2 separate regions of the Homo sapiens genome follow, and region 2 is linked to region 1. Evidence: read pairs that join two places in POLR2A ChIA-PET (ENCODE). Cell type or tissue: MCF 10A. All regions are shown on one strand. Each heading gives the region's core, and the rest is flanking DNA. Links, peaks and the distances in the headings are about the cores only.

Evidence for each region. ChIA-PET counts read pairs that join two places held together with the same protein. Peaks named below come from ENCODE experiments on the same cell type or tissue, not always from the same donor. Only the 100,000 strongest peaks of a DNase experiment are listed, where the experiment ranks them.
Region 2: POLR2A ChIA-PET joins it to region 1 with 5 read pairs; 4 of 35 experiments call an interaction of 5 or more read pairs at or near these places.

The regions. Positions count from the first base shown.
Region 1 is chrX:44,578,060-44,582,781 of GRCh38, reverse strand. No RefSeq gene overlaps it. Among named protein-coding and RNA genes, the nearest start is that of FUNDC1, 38 kb to the right of the region's middle. In MCF 10A, for the core only: no CTCF peak of the experiment used is centred there; a DNase peak (open chromatin) is centred at 2,091.
Region 2 is chrX:44,514,816-44,519,537 of GRCh38, reverse strand. No RefSeq gene overlaps it. Among named protein-coding and RNA genes, the nearest start is that of FUNDC1, 26 kb to the left of the region's middle. In MCF 10A, for the core only: no CTCF peak of the experiment used is centred there; no DNase peak of the experiment used is centred there.

The DNA of each region.
Region 1 (4,722 bases), core at 355-4,354:
GTTCCTCATCTCCATCTGAGACCACCTCAGCCTGGACTTCGTTGTCCATATCACTATCAGTATTTTGCTCAAAGCCATTCAGTGAGTCTCTAGGAAGTTCCAAACTTTCCCACATCTTCCTGTCTTCTGTGCCCTCCAAACTGTTCCAATCTCTGTGTGTTACCAAGTTCCAAAGTCACTTCCACATTCTCAGGTATCCTTATAGCAACACCCCACTTTACCTGTACCAGTTTATTGTATTAGTCTGTTCTCATGCAATATCAAGAAATACCCAAGACTGCATAATTTATAAAGGAAAGAGGTTTAATTGACTTACAGTTCTGCATAGCGGGGAGGCCTCAGGAAACTTACAACCATGGTGGAAGGGGAAGCAAACATGTCCTTATTCACATGGTGGCAGCAAGGAGAAGTGCCGAACAAAAGAGGAAAAGCCCCTTATAAAAGCATCTGATCTCATGAGAACTCACTCACTATCGCAAGAACAGCATCTGGGTAACCACCCCCATGATTCAATTACCTCCCACTGGGTCCCTCCCACAACACATGGGGATTATGGGAACTACAATTCAAGATGAGATTTGGGTGGGGACACAGCCAAACCATATCAATAAACCTTTTATGTGGGTTAGTAAAAAAAAAAAAAAAAAAAAAAAGTCTAAAGACCGGGCGCTGTGGCTCACGCCTATAATCCCAGCACTTTGGTAGGCCAAAGTAGGTGGATCACAAGGTCAGGAGTTCAAGACCAGCCTGACCAATATGGTGAAACCCCGTCTCTACTAAAAATGCAAAAATTAGCCGGGTGTGGTGGCGCACACCTATAATCCCAGCTACTCAGGAGGCTGAGGCAGGAGAATTGCTTGAAGCCAGGATGCGGAGGTTGCAGTGAGCCGAGATCACGCCACTGCACTCCAGCCTGGGTGGCAGAGAGAGACTCCATCTCAAAAATAAATAAATAAATAAATAAAAGTCTAATATCATGAACTATGACTAATTTAGGAAGTGATATTTTACAACGGTAGGTTTCGTTTAATTTTCTGACATAGCTTATTAATACTTCAAACATCCCTTTTTTTTTTTTTTGAGACAGAGTCTCACTTTGTTGCCCAGGCTAGAGTGCAGTGGCATGATCTCAGCTCACTGCAACCTCCACCTCCCAGGTTCAAGCGATTCTCCTGCCTCAACCTCCTGAGTAGCTGGGATTATAAGTGCATGCCACCGAGCCCAGCTAATTTTTGTATTTTTAGTACAGACAGGGTTTCACCATGTTGACCAGGCTGGTCTCAAACCCCTGACCTCAGGTGATGACCTGCCTCGGCCTCCCAAAGTGCTAGGATTATAGGCGTGAGCCACAGCACCTGACATATATTTTCGGACTCTAATCCCCTCAGGGCAGGGGTCATCTTTTTTTTTTTTTTTTTTTTTTTTTGAGACAGGGTCTTACTCTGTCCCTCAAGCTGGAGGGCAATAGCATAATCATAGCTCACTGCAGCATCGAACTCCTGAGCTCAAGTGATTCTTTCACCTCACCCTCCTGAGTAGTTGGGACTACAGGTGTGAGCCACCATGCCCGGCTAATTATCTAAAAAGTTTTTTGTAGAGATGGGATCTTGCTATGTTGCCCAGGCTGGTCTCAAATTCCTGGCCTCAAGCAATCCTCCTGCTTTGGTCTCCCAAAGTGCTGGGATTAGAGGCGTGAGCCACTGCACCCAGTCTCTTTTTTTTTTTTTTTAATTGCTGTATTGTTAAATTAAGCAACATTTCAGTAGGAGAGTCTCTAAGGTTACCTCTATTTTGGATGAGTTTCTATAATTCCTTCTAGTCTCCTGACTTCCAAATCTTGCAGGTGCTGTGTGGATTGTGGATATAACTATATATACATATACATATACATACATACAGGGATAACTTGGAGATACTGTGCTTCTGTTCCAGACTACCACAATAAAGCAAATATCACAATAAAGTGAGTCACACAGTTTTTTTATTTCTCAGTGCAGAAAAACATTGTTTACAGTGTACTGTAGTCTATTAAGTGTGCAATAGCGTTATGTCTAAAAAAAGTACATACCTTAACTAAGACATACTTTATTGCTAAAGAATGCTAACAATCATCTGAGCCTTCAGTGACTCATATAATCTTTTTGCTCGTGGAGGTACTTGCTCAATGTTGATGGCTGCTGACTGATCAGGGTGGTGGTTGCTGAAGGTTGGTGTGGCTATGGCAATTTCTTAAGACAACAATGAAGTTTGCTGCATTGATTGGCTTTTCTTGTTGTGAAAGATTTCTCTATAGTATGCGATGCTGTTTGATAGCATTTTACCCATAGTAGAACTTTCTTCAAAATTAGGCCAGGTGCCGTGGCTCATGCCTGTAATTGCAGCACTTTTGGAGGCCGCAGCAGAAGGATCACCTGAGCTCAGGAGTTCGAGACCAGCCTGGGCAACATGGCGAAAGCTCGTCTCTACTAAAAATACAAAAAAATAGCTGGGTATGGTGGTGCGCATCTGTAATCCCAGCTACTAGGGAGGCTGAGGCACAAGAATTGCTTGAACCCAGGAGGCGGAGGTTGCAGTGAGCCAAGATCACTCCACTGCACTCCAGCCTGGGTGACAGAGAGACACTCTGTCTCAAAAAACAAAACCAAACCAAACCAAAAAAAAAAACCGCTTTTTTCAAAACTAGAGTCAATCCTCTCAACTAAATTGAAGTAATATTCTAAATCTTCTCTTGTAATTTCCACAATGTTCACAGCATCTTCACCAGGAGTAGATTCCATCTCAAAAAAACACTGTATTTGCTCATCTATAAGAAGTAGCTCCTCATCTGTTGAAGTTTTATCATGAGATGGCAGCAATTCAGTCACATCTTCAGGCTCCACTTCTAATTCTGGTTCTCTTGCTATTTCTACCACATCTGCAGTTTCTTTCGCCACTGAAGTCTTGAACTCCTCAAAGTCATCTGTGAAGGTGGGAATCAGCTTCTTTCAAACTCCTGCTAAAGTTGATATTTTGACCTCCTCCCATAAATCATGAATGTTCTAATGGCATTGAGAATTTGTGAATTCTTTCCAGAAGGTTTTCAACTTACGTTGCTCAGATAACCAAGAAAATCACTATTAGTGGCCACTATAGCCTTATGAAATGTATTTCTTTTTTTTTATTTTATTTTTTAAGTTTTTATTTTTTTAGAGACTGAGCCTCATTATGTTGCCCAGGCTGCAGTGCAGTGGCTATACAAAGGTGCACTACAGTCTTGAACTCCTGGGCTCAAGGGACCCTCTCGCCTCAGCCTCCCAAGTAGCTGGTACTCTACAGGTGCATGCCACCTCTGCTGTCTGAAATATATTTCTTTTCTTTTTCTTTTTTTTTGTTTTTTGTTTTTGAGACAGGGTCTTGCTCTGTCGCCCAGGCTGTAGTGCAGTGGCACAATCTCCGCTCACTGCAACCTCCGCCTCCTGGGTTCAAGCGATTCTCCTTCCTCAGGCTCCTGAGTAGCTGGGACTACAGGCGTGTGCCACCACACCTGGCTAATTTTTGTATTTTTAGTAGAGACGGGGTTTCACCCTGTTGATCAGGCTGGTCTCGAACTCCTGACCTAATGATGCACCTGCCTCGGCCTCCCAAAGTGCTGGGATTACAGGCATGAGCCGCAGCGCCAGGCCTGAAATGTATTTCTTTTGTTGTTGTTGTTGTTGTTGTTGTTGTTGTTGTTGTTGAGATGGAGTATCGCTCTTGTTGCCGCGGTTGGACCGCAATGACAGGATCTAGGCTCACTGCAACCTCCGCCTCCCGGGTTCAAGTGATTCTCCTGTCTCAGCCTCCCAAGTAGCTAGGATTACAGGCATGTACCACCATGCCTGGCTAATTTTGTATTTTTAGTAGAGACAGGGTTTCTCCGTGTTGGTAAGGCTGGTCTCGGAACTCCTGATCTCAGGTGATCCGCCCACCGTGGCCTCCCAAAGTGCTGGGATTACAGGCATGAGCCACCATGCCCAGCCTATGAAATGTGTTTCTTAAATAGTAAGACTTGAAAGTCAAAATCACTCCTTGATCCATGGGGATTAAGAATGGATGCAGAGGCCAGGTGTGGTGGCTCATGCCTGTAATCCCAGCACTTTGGGAGGCCGAGGTGGACAGATCACAAGGTCAAGAGATCGAGACCATCCTGGCCAACAGGGTGAAACCCCGTCTCTACTAAAAATACAAAAATTAGCTCGGCGTGGTGGTGTGTGCCTGTAGTCCCAGCTACTTGGGAGGCTGAGGCAGGAGAATTGCTTGAACCCGGGAGGCAGAGGTTGCAGTGAGCTGAGATTGCCCCACTGCATTCCAAAAAAAAAAAAAAAAGAATGGATGCAAAGGCCGGGCACAGTGGCTCATGCCTGTAATCCCAGCACATTGGGAGGCCAAGGTGGGCAGATCACGAGGTCAGGAGTTTGAGACCAGCCTGATCAACATGGTGAAACCCCGTCTGTACTAAAAATACAAAAATTAGCTAGACGTGGTGGTGCGTGCCTGTAATCCCAGCTACTCAGGAGGCTGAGGTGGGAGAATCGCTCAAACCTGGGAGGGGGAGGTTGTAGTGAGATGAGATCCTGCCATTGCACTCCGGCCTGGGCGACAGAGCTAGATTCCATCTCAAAAAAAAAAAGAAAAAAGAAAAAAAGAAAAAAAAGAATGGATGCAGAATGGATGTTGTGTTAGCAGGCATGAAAACAACATTAC
Region 2 (4,722 bases), core at 301-4,300, 63 kb after region 1:
ATAAATTCGTCTAGAAAGATATCCACATGTTAGTGATAAATCAGGTTACAGTGTGATTCCATTTTTTGGAAAAAATACCCAGCTGAGCATAAATATACACACAAATATTCATAGTAGTTATCTTTGAGAGATTGACATACAGGATTTTCACTTTTTTCCCAATATTTTTATATTGTCCAAAGTCTTTACAGTGAGTACATACTAATTTATAGTTAGAAAAAGAATAGGAATTTAGAATTAATAAGTTACTGCTATTTTAGAGGGCTTTTTCTTTTTAACCTTTCTGCTTCATTCACTGAATTTATTTTTTATATTGCTTTTATTAAAGCAGAGAAATGCTTTAGAAGCCTAAAGAAAAGGAGCATTTTGGCCAGGTGCAGTGGCTCATGCCTGTAATCCCAGCACTTTGGGAGGCTGAGGCCGGTGGATCTCCTGAGGTCAGGAGTTCAAGACCAGCTTGGCCAACATGGTGAAACGCTGTCTCTACTAAAAATACAAAAAATTAGCCAGGCGTAGTGGCGCGCACCTGTAATCCCAGCTACTCAGGAGGTCGAGGCAGGAGAATCGCTTGAACCTGGGAGGTGGAGGTTGCAGTGAGCCGAGATTGTGCCATTGCACTCCAGCCTGGGCAACGAGCAAAACTCTGTCAATTAAAAAAAAAAAAAAAAGCATTTCTCTGCTTCACCTCTCTCCAGTTTAGTGGCTTTTTCTCAGAGAAGTTTCAACTATAAGAGTTGTTTCTGTTGGTATTTACTACAACTGTAATTTTTAGAGTTCCTATTATCATAAATGACTTGAACTTCCTATGTGGAGTTAGCTCTATAACACCTTCTTTTTCACATTCTTGTCTACCAATTTATTAAATTCCTTTGAAGTTTTACACATCATTATGACAAATACTGTTTACTGTTGAATAAGGATGCAACTTTCTTTTTTTTTTTTTTTGAGATGAAGTCTCTCTCTGTCACCCAGGCTGGAGTGTGGAGTGCAGTGGTGTGATCTCAGCTCACTGCAGCTTCCGCCTCCTGGGTTCACGTGATTCTGCTGCCTCAGCCTCCCAAGTAGCTGAGACTACATGCACATGCCACCACGCCCGGCTAATTTTTATGTATTTTTTAGTAGAGACAGGGTTTCGCCATTTTGGCCAGGCTGGTCTAGAAATCCCGACCTCAGGTAATCTGCCCACCTCAGCCTCCCAAAGTGCTGGGATTACAGGCGTGAGCCACCACGCCCGACGGATGCAACTTTCTTACAGATCCTTTTATGTGAGTTCAGCTGGACTGTAGCCTTAGCCTGAACCTGCAAATAGCTCTGAAGCATGAAAGGCACTGTGATCAGTGGAATGATGGCCCTGAAGGATGTCCATGTCTCAATCCCCTGAATCTGTGCATATGTTAGGTTACATGGCAGAGGAGAGTTAAGGTTGCTAATCAACTGATCTCAAATAAAGAGATTATTCTGGATTATCTTGGGGGGCCCAGTGTGATCACAGAGGTTTTTAAAGAGGAAGAAGAGAGTCAGATGTGACTACAGAATAATGAATGGTCAGGTAGAGGCCATACTGCTGGCCTGGAACATAGAGGAAGGGAGCCATGAGCCAAGGAATGCTGGTAGCCTCTTAGAGCTGGAAAAGGCAAGAAAATGGATTCCATTGCCTCAAGAAAGGAACATAGCTCTGCTGACACCTTGATTTTAGCCCAGTGAGGCCCATGCCAGACTTATTATCTCCATACCTGTAAGATGATAAATTTGTGTGTATGTGCTTTTTTAAAAAAAAAAAAAAAAATAGAGACAAGGTCTCACTATGTTGTCCAAGCTGGTCTGGAACTCCCGCACTCAAGTGATCCTCCTGCTTTGGCCTCCCAAAGTGCTAGGATTACAGGCACAAGCCACTGCACCAGGCCTTTTTCTTTTTGTGTGTGTGTGTTTTGTTTTGTTTTAAAGAGGGAGTCTTGCTGTGTTGCCCAGGCTGGTCTCCAACTGCTGGCCTCCAGTGATCCTCCCACCTCAGCCTCCCGGGGAGCTGGGATTACAAGCATGTGCCACTCTGCCTAGCTATTTATTTGTGTTGTTTTAATCTATTAGGTTTGCATTATTAATAATTTGTTACAGCTGCAATAGAAAGCTAATAGTGGCATCACTGAGTTATCTTTCCTGTGGCAAGGGAGCTGGCTTTTTCCTTTTTTTTTTTTTTTGAGACTGAGTCTCACTGTTGCCCAGGCTGGAGTGCAGTGGCTGATCTCGGCTCACTGCAACCTCCACCTCCCGGGTTCAAGCGATTCTCCTGCCTCAACCTCCTGAGTAGCTGGGATTACAGGAGTGTGTCACCACACCCAGCTAATTTTTTGTATTTTTAGTAAGACGGGTTTCACCGTGTTAGTCTTAATCTCCTGACCTTGTGACCCGCCCACCTCGGCCTCCCAAAGTGCTGGGATTACAGGCGTGAGCCACCGTGCCCGGCGGGAGCTGGCTTTTTCTATCACTGAGTCAGTCGGGCATTTGCTGCAGTGTCCCCTCAGAGATTAGGGTGGGTGACCTCCCAGCCAGATAGGCCCTGTCCTAATGGGAGTAATCCTCAAGAGAACGTTCTAACTGTCAAATAATACTAGAGCTGGCTAGTGGGTGTACTGGCCCAACAAAAGGAGTCTGTATGGGGCATCAACAGTCTGCTACAGTGGGTAAATCTAAGCCAATGCTGCATGATAATAATTGTGTCTACAAGGGTGGTGGTGTGGCGGGTGGGCAATAAAACTTAAGTGCAGAACTGAAATATTTGAAGTTGTATAAAGTGCTCGTGTTGTTCCAAAATGTTGATTAACCTCACACTCTGCGTGTGCATGCATATTAAAAATTTAAGGGCAGTCCGTAAATGCATTACTTTTAGTTGTGAACCAATAACATTTCGAACTTACAAACAAGCAATTCGGTCTTAACAAAGGCAGGAAAGGAAAAAGAAGGAAGCATAAAGTAGGGTAAAGAGGAAGCATAAAATAAAATGGCAAAAATAAATCCAACTGTGTCAGTAATCACACTTCAAAAGGAAAAATGAACAGAATTCACAATGATTTTACATGAACATCACTGTAGAATCGAGTAGTGGGCTTAGCTCCATAGAAAAGGAAATGTTTATAAAACTTCACCATTCAATAGAGAATTCTCAAGGCATCAAGATGTAATAAAGCCTCTTAATTTTTTCTTTTTTTTTTTTTTTTGAGACAGAGTCTCGCTCTGTCACCCAGGCTGGAGTGCAGTGGTGCGATCTCACCTCACTGCAACCTCCACCTCCTGGGTTCAGGTGATTCTGCCTCACTCAGCCTCCCAAGTCGCTGGGATTACAGGCGTGTGCCACCACCCACCACGCCTGGCTTTTTTTTTTTTTTTTTTTCTGGAGACGCAGTCTTGTTCTGTCACCCAGGCTAGAGTGCAGTGGCACGATCTCAGCTCACTGCAACCTCCACCTTCTGGGTTCAACTGATTCTTCTGCCTCAGCCTCCCCAGTACCTGGGATTACAAGCACACGCCACCACGCCCAGCTAATTTTTTTGTATTTTTACTAGAGACGAGGTTTCACCATGTTGGCCAGGCTGGTCTCAAACCCCTGACCTCAAGTGATCCGCCCACCTCGGCCTCACAAAGTGCTGGGATTACAGGTGAGCCACCATGCCCAGCCCTAATTTTTGTATTTTTGGTAGAGAGGGGGGGTTTCACCATGTTGGCCAGGCTAGTCTCGAACTCCTGACCTCAGGTGATTTGCCCACCCCAGCCTCCCAGAGTGCTGGGATTACAGGCGAGAACCACAGTGCCCGGCTGAAAGCCTCTTAATTTTTTTCTAATCCTCCTGTCCCCACCTTCAGTCTGGGTCAGATTTAGCACCACCTACTGTTTCTTTCTTTTTTTTCTTTTTGAGACGGAGTCTTGCTCTGTCACCCAGGCTGGAGTGCAGTGGTGTGATCTCGGCTCACCGCAAACTCCACCTTCTGGGTTCAAGTGATTCTCCTGCTTCAGCTTCCCTAGTAGCTGGGATTACAGGTGCGTGCCACCATACCTGGCTGATTTTTGTGTTTTTAGTAGGGACGGCATCCCAAAGTGCTGGGATTACAGGCGTGAGCCACTGTGCCCAGCCCGTTTCTTATTTCATATTGTCTTCTTTCTCGGATTACTTATATTTTTGGTTAAACTATTTTCTTGAGTAATTCTTACAGGGTGTGGGAGGTAAACTTCCTGAGTTCTTCTGTGTCTTAAATTACCTTTTGTTCTCATACAATTCAAGATTGACAATATTTTTCCCTTAGAATTTTGAAGACATTGCTCCATTATATTCTAATGTGTTAGCATCTGATGTTGTGTGATGTCAGTCTGATTTTGAACCTTTTTGAGTAACCTTTCTTCTTTGAAAGCTTTGTGGATTTTTTTTTTTTACCTTGGAGTTTTAAAATTTTGTAAATGTATCTCAAAATGTGATTTCTTAAAAACGGAATTAGAGAACTTTGAAAATGCATGTTAGTGTCCTTTCACTGTGCATTCTTGTCATTACACAAAAGATACACATAGTTAACATTTTAAAACATTGAAAAATCGGCCGGGCGTGGTGGCTCATGTCTGTAATCCCAGCACTTTGGGAGGCTGAGGCGGGCGGATCACCTGAGGTTGGGAGTTCGAGACCAGCCTGACCAACATGGAGAAACCCCGTTTAAAAATACAAGATTAGCAGGGCGTGGTGGC